Regions from separate parts of the Mus musculus genome. Here region 2 is linked to region 1. A link is a contact called in ENCODE POLR2A ChIA-PET data. All regions are on one chromosome and are shown on one strand. Each heading gives the region's core, a stretch centred on a gene start or an enhancer-like site at or near the end of the contact. The rest is flanking DNA. Distances are from core to core; before and after follow the strand shown. Region 1 overlaps Ski (ski sarcoma viral oncogene homolog (avian)). Region 2 holds the start of Prkcz (protein kinase C, zeta).

The links. ChIA-PET counts read pairs that join two places held with the same protein, here RNA polymerase II (POLR2A).
Region 2: POLR2A ChIA-PET joins it to region 1 with 11 read pairs in embryonic stem cell. The contact joins the promoter of Prkcz here to the enhancer-like site in region 1. POLR2A ChIA-PET finds 5 or more read pairs at or near these places in 2 of 5 experiments (Patski and embryonic stem cell).

The regions. Positions count from the first base shown.
Region 1 is chr4:155,171,234-155,175,776 of GRCm38, reverse strand. All of the region lies in intron 1 of Ski (ski sarcoma viral oncogene homolog (avian)), which reads left to right. Among named protein-coding and RNA genes, the nearest start is that of Ski, 49 kb to the left of the region's middle. Within about 2 kb of position 2,201, at least 1 of the 3 ENCODE cell types and tissues checked has a DNase peak (open chromatin) inside an H3K27ac peak, as active enhancers do.
Region 2 is chr4:155,358,869-155,363,411 of GRCm38, reverse strand. Prkcz (protein kinase C, zeta) reads left to right here and starts at 1,984. Exons shown (of 18, transcript NM_008860.3): 1 at 1,984-2,260. The coding sequence starts at 2,190.

The sequences.
Region 1 (4,543 bases), core at 952-3,451:
GGAGAGGACCTTGGTTCAGTTCCCAGCTCCAACAACCATCCCTAAATCCAGTGTCAGGTGACCCAAAGCATGTTCTGACCTCTGCAGCAGGCATGCACATGGTACACATGTTCTGACCACTGCAGCAGGCACGCACATGGTACACACATAACATGAAGTGAGTAAATCAAACTTGGGGTGGGAGTTTAGTAGGATTTATTTTATGTGCCTGGACCTTTTAAAGGACCCTGTGCCCTTCAGTGTTAGTTGCCTCTTGGAGTTCTGGGACTAGGAGAGAATATAAAAGCCAGCGGAAGCTGAGAGCTGGGGAGTAGAATTCAGGAGTGGCATTGAAGTAGTTCCAGGAGACAGAAGAGTGGGGGGTGGGCGGGCAGTTGGTGACAGGAGAAGCTGAGCTGAGCTGGGCCAGAGAACATATTGTTAGGAGACGTGAGAAGAGAGTATGGAGAATATAAAGGGAAGATCTACAGGAATGGGATTTGAGACAGGCTTTCTCTGTGTGGCCCTGGATGTTATGGAACTCACTTTGTAAACCAACCTAGGCCTGAGCTTAGAGATCCACCTGCCTCTGCCTCCTGAGTGTTGGGATTAAGGGAAAATTGGAAAATTTCCCAGCTCTTGGAAGGCAGAGGCAGGTGGAGCTTTGTGTGTTCCAGCACAGCCAGGGCTATATAGTGAGGCCGACCCCAAACCTACCCCCACCTAAATAGATAGATAGATAGATAGATAGATAGATAGATAGATAGATACGTGCAAGGTAGAGTGTCCCTAAGCTGTGAACGTAACCTATCACCAGCATCTACCTAGGCCTTGTTATTAGAACGATAGGAAAGTTGAGCATAGACTGTACTTTGTATGGATACCTGGTAGGCTGCGGTTGCCCTTCCATTGAGGAGTAAGGAACCTTAGGAGGCCAAGGAACAGAACTAAGTGTCCTCTGAGGTGAAGTGTTGTCCTGAAGAGTCCCTGCCTTCACTCGCCACTGGCACAAAGACCAGGATCCCTTCTGAACCCTAAGATGCTGTGGCTTTGCTCCCTCTTCTGTTCCTTGGCTCACATGAGTTCTAGTTCCTGGAAGGTGGCAGGAAAGCCAGAAGCCCTGGGTCCTAGGGGGCCTGCATGTGGTCCTCAGCAAGCTCTTTCTCCAGCATACCCGTAATTCCTGTGGCTTTGGGATCAACCGAGCTAGCCGTCTTTTCTTTCCACCAGCTGCTGTCTCGCTCTCCTGTCTGCAGCATTTACTGGCTGGCCAGCCTGGGCTATGCATTGTTGTCCATTCCACAGCCCTACAGAAGCGGGGGGGGGGGGGGGGGGGGGACTTGGGGCCTGTGAGAGGAGGGGCAGACTCGCTGTTCACTGGGGCTTGAGATGGGAGGGAACATCTCCCAGCTCAGCAGTGTCCCCCACGTCTCAGGAGAACTAGGGACTTTGCAAAGTCTTACGTGTGACTAACCTTGTCTGTTAGTGTCTGTTAGGATGAGAGTGCATGCTGGGACAGAGCCTGTGAGCTTAGAGGGCAGAGAGAATGACCTAGGGCTGGCAAGTAAGTGGCAGGAGACAGCTGGTTTCAAGATGTAGCTGACAGAACCCCGGGCAGCTCATCGAGGCTCGGGCTGGGTATTGAGTGAGCTGGGTTTAGTGTCGACACTTAAAAGTTCTAAGGACTTGGGTCAGTCTGGTCCTTTCTCAAGCCACGGCTCCTCAGTGCTGCATGTTGTATATGTTTCTGGTTACATGAGATGGGTCAAAACCAGCCTGCCACTTCCAGATGTTAGAGAGGAAGCCGGAATGTGCTGTTAGGGACCAAGTTGGTCAGGCCTTGAGGCCCATTTGCCCTGCTCTGTGCTATTGAGGGCTTGTTGTCGATGTGTAGGGAGTACAGGAGGTGGGAAGGCGAGCCCTCCTGCTGGCCTGCGGAGACTCTGTGATTCTGGTGAGTCCACCTTCCCAGAAGAGCGAACTGCGCCTGCAGTGGCATTCGCCTCCCTCACTTCGTGTCCTCCTCACTGCAGCCTGCAGCCTTTCCTCCAGCCCTAGATGGGAAGGCCTGTTTATCTTGATCAATCTCTGGTGAAGGGGTGGCAGCTGGCCAAGCAGCCATTACAGGCTGCCCCGCCCTTAGCGAGAGTCATCTTGATGGAATGTCTGCTGGGAGCAGCTGAGGGACGCTGGGAAAGAATAGGCCCTTTTGCCCTGCCCCCACCCAGACCAGAGCTCCCAGGCAGGGGCACGCCCACATCGCAGACTGCTGTTGTACCAGTGGCTGGCTGGCTGTCTTTGGGGCTCTGGCCCTTGCATTTTAAGTCTTTTAACAGTTACTTCCCATGTATCATCTAGGGAACATCCTATCTGCTTGGGAGCTAGCTTCATGACTCTCTCCTTCTGAAACAGGTTTGTGAGGAGGCATCAATGCAGTTCCAGAGGGAGCCCTGGAGTTGTGTCCCTACAAAACCAGGATGTATGTTCCAGTAGTGGCTTACTTGGGCCCTCGCTCTTCTCTGCAGGCTTGGCTGGCACGCTAGAGACTTGGCCTTTCCCATCCCATCTCCCCAACCAACCCATGAAAGAAATCCCGTCCCAAGGGTGGGCTCTTGCCGCTTTTTGACAGGTCCAGGTCCATGAAAGGAGCTTATTGTCAGACCCAACTCTCGGGGCTCCTTTTAGAGAGCCGAGGCACTCGCAGATCTCAGCGGGAGCCCGGGAGGGGAAGGATTGCTCAGTGGGTCCTCCCCGGAGGGAGAAAGAAGGCAGGCTCTTGCTGACTCCGTTTCTTTGGAACAGTATTGGGAGAACTAGAGAATGACCTACTTAAGGGAATCAAAGTCAGCCCCCGTAACTGTGCTTGTGCCCCACTGGGGGGCTGGGGCTGCCTTAGGAACCCAGTCTGCCGCCTCGGTAGCACAGTAAGGAGCCAGAAAGTAGGTTAATTTGAGCATGATGAGAGTGTGACTTCGGATGTGTAAAATATTAACGGCGATGGCAAAAATAGAAACTTCTAGAGCTGCGGACTCTCCAGAAAAGACCCGTAGCTCAAGCAGAGCCGGTTCCAGAGTGAGGCAATGTAGGGTTCACCTGTAGAAGACAGAAACCCGCTGTGGAGACCCTAGCTCTGTGTCACCTGTGGGAAGCGTTTGCTTCAACTGTAGTGTTCGGTTCAGGGTTGCCCATGTCTTGGTAGTTTTGCCTAAAGGAGCCCAAGTCCTCACTCCCTCACTGTAAGTCGAGTGACTACATTATTCTGGCTCTGGTCTGCCCTATGAAGGGGGAATGGGACATGATGATTCTCCACTGACTTATTGCTTATTAGTAGGACCTGCTGTGGCTAGACTGGGGTCTGTGGGTTGGCTGTGAGAATTTGGGACTCTGGGCTGCCCCTGGCTGCAATCTGGCCTCTTAACACTAAGGCTACTCCAGTCAGCCCTAGATCATATGGATGTACTCCACAACACATGACTTTTTTTTTTTTTTTTTTAAACCTAGGGCTCACCATTCTCGCTAGACTAGCTGTCCAATGAGCTTCCAGGATCCACCTGTCTCCACCCCACAGCTTTGGGTTTACAGATGCGCGGCACCATGCCCAGCTTTTATGTGGGTGTCAGGCATCCAAACGCAGGTCCTTGTTCTTGAATAGCAAGCACTCTACTCACTGAGCCATCTCCACAGCCCCCGTTGGCTGTCTGACAGGAGCCTTGTGTGAAGTGTAAAGAAAAGAGCTCTGGACCAGGCAGTGGCCAGAGTCAGGCAGGTCCTGGCCATGGGGGAGCCTGCAAGATGCAGCAGTAACCTTGAACCTAGTTGGAGTAGGCTCAGGGCTCAGTGTGGAGTTAGACCTCTTGACTCAGTGGAACAAGGATTATGGACCGTTTGCGTCTGTGTCTGACACTGATCGGATTCTCCTCGTTACATTAAAGAAAGCTTGTGGCAGGGCCCAGTAGAGGGTAGTCAGAGCCGTTGAGCTACAGGCTGGCAGTGGCAAGTCTTGTAATGCTGACTTGGGAGGGCCGTGGAAGACCCACTGACCTACTTTGAAAGAGAGAAGCCAGGAGACAGCACGTCGTAAGCCCAGGGCTTGCCCCATTTTCCTCTGACATTATGGATCCTCTGCACATGGATACCGGCCGCTCAGCTCTCTGCTGTTGTGTCTGTGGCCGACTCCATATTCTCATTTGGTTTCTTCTATTCTACATCTGAACACTTCCTGGGGGAACTAGTTTTTTCTGTTGGCATACCTGGTCTTTCTGGAAATGTCCTTTTTGTTCCTTTCCTGTGTTTCCGTTTAGTGCTCCTCTGTTGACCTGCTCAGTGATGAGGGCTTCCTCTTTCGTGTGCGCATCTTGAGTCTGTCCTGTACTCTAGGCATGGCGAGGCCTTGCGTTTCCTCTGAGACTGGTGTGACAGAAATTTCCAAGTGAACATTTAAAAAATTCTCACAACCTCTGAGTGAGTAAATGCCTCCTACTGGAAGGTGTTGCTGATTTGACGGCCGTAGCAGGTCGTGCTTTACGGGAGTAGAGGGGGAGGCTGGAGAGACAGACAGACAGAC
Region 2 (4,543 bases), core at 735-3,234, 190 kb before region 1:
AAAACACTAGACTACAACCCCAGCAAGGGCTGACTTGTTTGTTTTTGTTTTTTTGTTTTTTAAGAACTTGGACATTGTGTCATAATCCCAGCACAGAGAGGGAGGCTAGGCCAACAAACGGGTCTTAGTGAACTCAAAGGGAGGATGCACTGTAGATTGTGAGGATATGCAGAAACTGTGAGAATGCGTGGGGGTATGTGAGGTCTTGGGGGCACTCAGTGGAGGGTAGGGAGCCCTTGTCTTTAAAACAAAACAAAACAAAACAAACAAACGAAAACAATAAAAAGTAAAATGTAAAGGCTGTGACCAGAGAAAGGTAGACATAGCCTTGGAGAACAACACCCTGGCTGAATCTGTTGCTGTTAAGGGTTAAGCTGGACATGGTAGAGCACGCCTTTAATCTCGGCATGTTGGGGGGGGCGGGGGCGGGGGCGGGGGAAGACAAGCAGTCTGAGCTTGAGACTAGCCTTGACTACAGAGTTAGTTCCAGGACAGCATGGGATACACAGGTACATAGCTACACAGAGACAGACAACCAGACAAGCAGAAAAGTAAGTAAAAGTCCAAGCAGCACAGCCTAACTCAGGCTGTCATTTTAACCGCTTGGAAGACTGTGTGGCAGGAGGATTAAGGGTTCACCAGCTACCTTGCAGAGGACCTGCCACGCACCCACATGGCATCTCACAACTTGCTCCAGTTCCAGGGTGAGCCCAGAGCTCTTCTAACCTCTCCAGGGCACTGCACCCATGAGGTGTGCAAATACACAGGACTACACATGCTGGCAAAACAACAGTCATACACCTAAAATAAAAACTTTCGTCCATTTCCCAACGCTAAAATAAACAAAAATATGTCTGTGAACTCAGTGTGACACACATCTGGAATCTCAGCACTTAGGAGCCTGGGCGGGTGAGGACAAGGAGTGCTAATAGCCATGACAGAAGCTACAGAGGTGCAGAGAACCAGGTTTGAGTTCAAAGGGTTTTGAAAAATTATCTGAGGCATTACTGGGGATTACCGGGCTGGCTACAGCCTCCGTTTCTCTAATATTGAGATTGTAGGCATGCCACCATTTTTTTAAAAATTATTTTTAAGATTAAAGTGTTTAAAAGCCACTTAAAGCCTGCGGGGGTGGCATATGCCTTTAATCCCAGCACTTGGGAGCGAGAAGAAGGTGGATCTCTGAGGTCAAGGCCAGCCTGGTCTACAGAGAGAGCTCTAGGGCAGCCTGAGCTACGGAGAAAGCCTGTCTCAAAAAACAAAACAAACAAAAAGGCATCTGAAGATGACCAGGTGGCTGCCAATAGGTGTCTTCTAGAGAGAACGCGGGATGTAAGATCAGGGCCGCTGCGTCTTTTCAGCCCTCCAGCGTCACCTCAGTGCCTGGCACCAAGAAGAACCAGGCACGCGTGTGGAATGTAAAGCGAAGGGCTAAGAAGACCTTACGATTCTCCAGATCTGTTCGGCGGAGAAGCTAACTGGTGCAGAGGCGGCGAATAAAGACAGGCCCTCCTGGCTGGGGATGCGGGATGCCCCTGAAGTTGGGAGGGCTGGGACCGGAGGGCCAGACCAGCTCGCACTTTGAGGAGTTGCTCAGCTCCTCGCAACCTCGGGGACGCTGCGGACAGCTGGAGTTCGTACTCCGAAGGTCTGAAAACATCGGACAACCCGCACCTCCAAAAAGTTTGCCCGGCTTTCAGCACAACAGACCCAGCAGACTCAGAAGCACGGGGCGGAGTGGCCTGACTGTCCCTGGACTATTCGGGTCGCCGCCCGTTGCCGGGCAAAGCCACTACGTGCGCGCTCCCATTGGCCCAGGGCCGCGCCCGACAGGTAGTTCATCCTGCACTCTGGTTATTGGGCCGCGGCCGCGCGGCCCCCCGAGGATTGGCCCAGGTGGCGGCCCCGGGGAGCCCTCATTGGCCACAGGTGCCTCCCGCCTCGTGGATTGGCCGTCTCGATGGCCAGGTTCCGCCCCCATCCAGTGTGCCCCCAGCTCCGCGCACCGCCCAAGTTCCGCGGAGTTGGCGAGGCGGGTGCCGTCTGTCCCGTGCTGCGCGCTCCCTTCCGCGCGCTCCCTTCCGCGTTCCGCCGTCTGCCCCGCCTGGCAACCCGGCCCTTCTCCGGGGCCGCTAGCCATGGCCGGAGCGCCCTGGAAGCAGCGCTGACGGCGGCTGGCTGAGTGCGCCATGCCCAGCAGGACGGACCCCAAGATGGACCGGAGCGGCGGCCGCGTCCGTCTGAAGGCGCACTACGGCGGGTGAGCGCGCAGCGCCGGACAGCGGGCAAAGCGGGTTGCGCGGCGGTGGAACTTCGGGGCTGTCGGGGTGCTGCGCGCGAAGGAGGCAGGGAGGCGACGACGAGGCGCCCCGGGAGCTGCGGTGGCGCCCTTCAATGTGGCCCGAGGGAAACCTCGAGGGCGGGGCGCACTCCGCCTAGCTAGTTCTCTCTGGGCGCACACAGCAGGCAGGTGTTGTTGCGCTCCTAGCCTTGGTCTCAGTCAGGGACTTTAAGGACAAACTTGCATGGTCTATAAAAGTTTTCATCAGATTGTGAAAACCTCTGGTGCATTAAAAAAAAAAAAAGTAAAAAAAAAAAAAAAAAAAAACAACAACAAACCCAACACACCCAAGATTATTCAAATTGGCCGCTGTTTAAGTGTAAGGAAAACCTTTGATCCATGGCACGCACAAGAATGCTTGAAGTTGTGGGAACACCAGAGCACATTTTCGCAGCTTTGGTTCGGGGGGGGGGGGGGGGGACGGGGGACAGAACTTTTTGAAGCTCTCCAGAATAGTCTTGCCCTGTTTTTTAGGACAGGGATGATGGTCTTTTCCGTCACATTCCTGGAGGTGGTTTTGGGGGCTGGCCTCGGCCCTTAGCCCTGGATTCCGCCTTGTTTTCCGGGAGGGAGAGGGTGGAGTGGGGAGGGGACCGATAGGGGCATGACAGTGGTTAGTATGGTTGTCCAGGAGCATTGAGTGATGAGAGCGGAGTGATGGTGTTGGTTTTCTGGTGGCTGGTTCGCCCAGGCTGGGTCGGAGAATCCCATAATCTTGCCCCTGATTGTGTAGACAGAAGAGGGTAGAGGCCTAAGGCTTTGACAGCTTCTTGCTTAGGTGCTGTGTGTCCTGGAACCAGCCTGGGTACTCCCAGGTCAAGGGTCAAGGGTCGAGGGTCGCTGCTCTTGGGAAGGAGAAAGGGAGTGGAGTGGAATGCTGGTCCTGTGGCTGAACTGGGCTCTCAGCATTCCTAGGAGTTTTACAGAGTGGCCGGTCCCAGCCACAGAGACAAGTGACTGGTCCTTTGGAAGTGGTTCCTTGCCTGGGTAGAAGATTCTCTTTTCAGCCTCAGGCCAACTTCTGGTGGTCCTGGATTTGGAGGCGGGTTTCTGGTACAGCCAGAGAAAGAAAGATTTCGGGGGTTGGGGGTGGTGGAGGCAGCCAGCCTCACCCAAAGTTGAGGTCTGCAGCCCTGACTCTGGCCTGGAGTGCCCTGCCAAAAGGGAACGCTTAGCTGTGTCCTCTGGCTTGCCAGATTCTGTAGTGAGCCTGCTAAAGCTGACAGACTCTCTTCTGCCTGGAACCCCCTAAGCTAAAGCCGAGGCCCTCAGGGGAGGGACCCACCCTTCCCTTAGGGCGGGTTTAGCGCACACCTTAGGGTCATGGCTCACCTTGGACAGTTCCCCCAGTCCTGGACTTGTCAGTCTTGCCTACCCCTCCCTCCCTTTTGCCCCTGGGGAGCACTTTGGTTACTGGCAGTGTAATTCAACCTGTTGACTCCAGTTTCCTCAACTGACAAGAGCTGCACCCCCTTCCTCTTCCTTCCCCTCTCCCTTTCTCCACCCCTTCCTGCACTCTCCCGTTTCTCCCCACTTCTCCACACCACTGCACCCCTTCTGTACCCCCCCCACCTCCTTTCATCTCCCCCTGGAAGAGTCTCCTCCACAGCCTTCCTCCCCACTTACTCTGAAATCTGCCAACTGGGTGCCTCTCCAGAGCTTGAGCCCCAGGCAGAGATACTCTCTCAGCTGTGAAAGTTGTGGATTGGGGAAGATGTTCTGTCCAGGAAGGCAGTGTCTTGGAGGCTCAGGGTTAGACACTGCCTTAATGGAGGTGACAAAGTTGAGAGTCAAAGATACAGCCCTGTCTTTAGACAGTGGTGGCCATTTGTCCTCTGGTTGTTCCTCGGCTCCTCTGAGGCTTGAGAGGAGTGCTGCCACCAGTGGTCACCTGTATTTGAGGAGTCAGGCCACTCTGTGTTCTCAGGGGATTACAGGAGAATTTGACATTCAAAGCTGAGGTGCCTGCTTTTCTGAAACTCCAGACAGTACAGGGGGTGGGTCTTCCCTCCTGTTGAGGCTCTTGTTACAAACTTTCAAGTTGGAGGACCTGCTGTGGTCCTTGAAGATGCAAGAGTCAGTCAGGGATGGGTGGTCCATCTGACTTCAGTGAGGCGGGGTTGCTTAGAGCTGTGGTATAAAGAGAGCTCTGCAAAGACTGCTTGACTGAGGGGGCATTTGACCAGGGTGCACCTCTAAGGT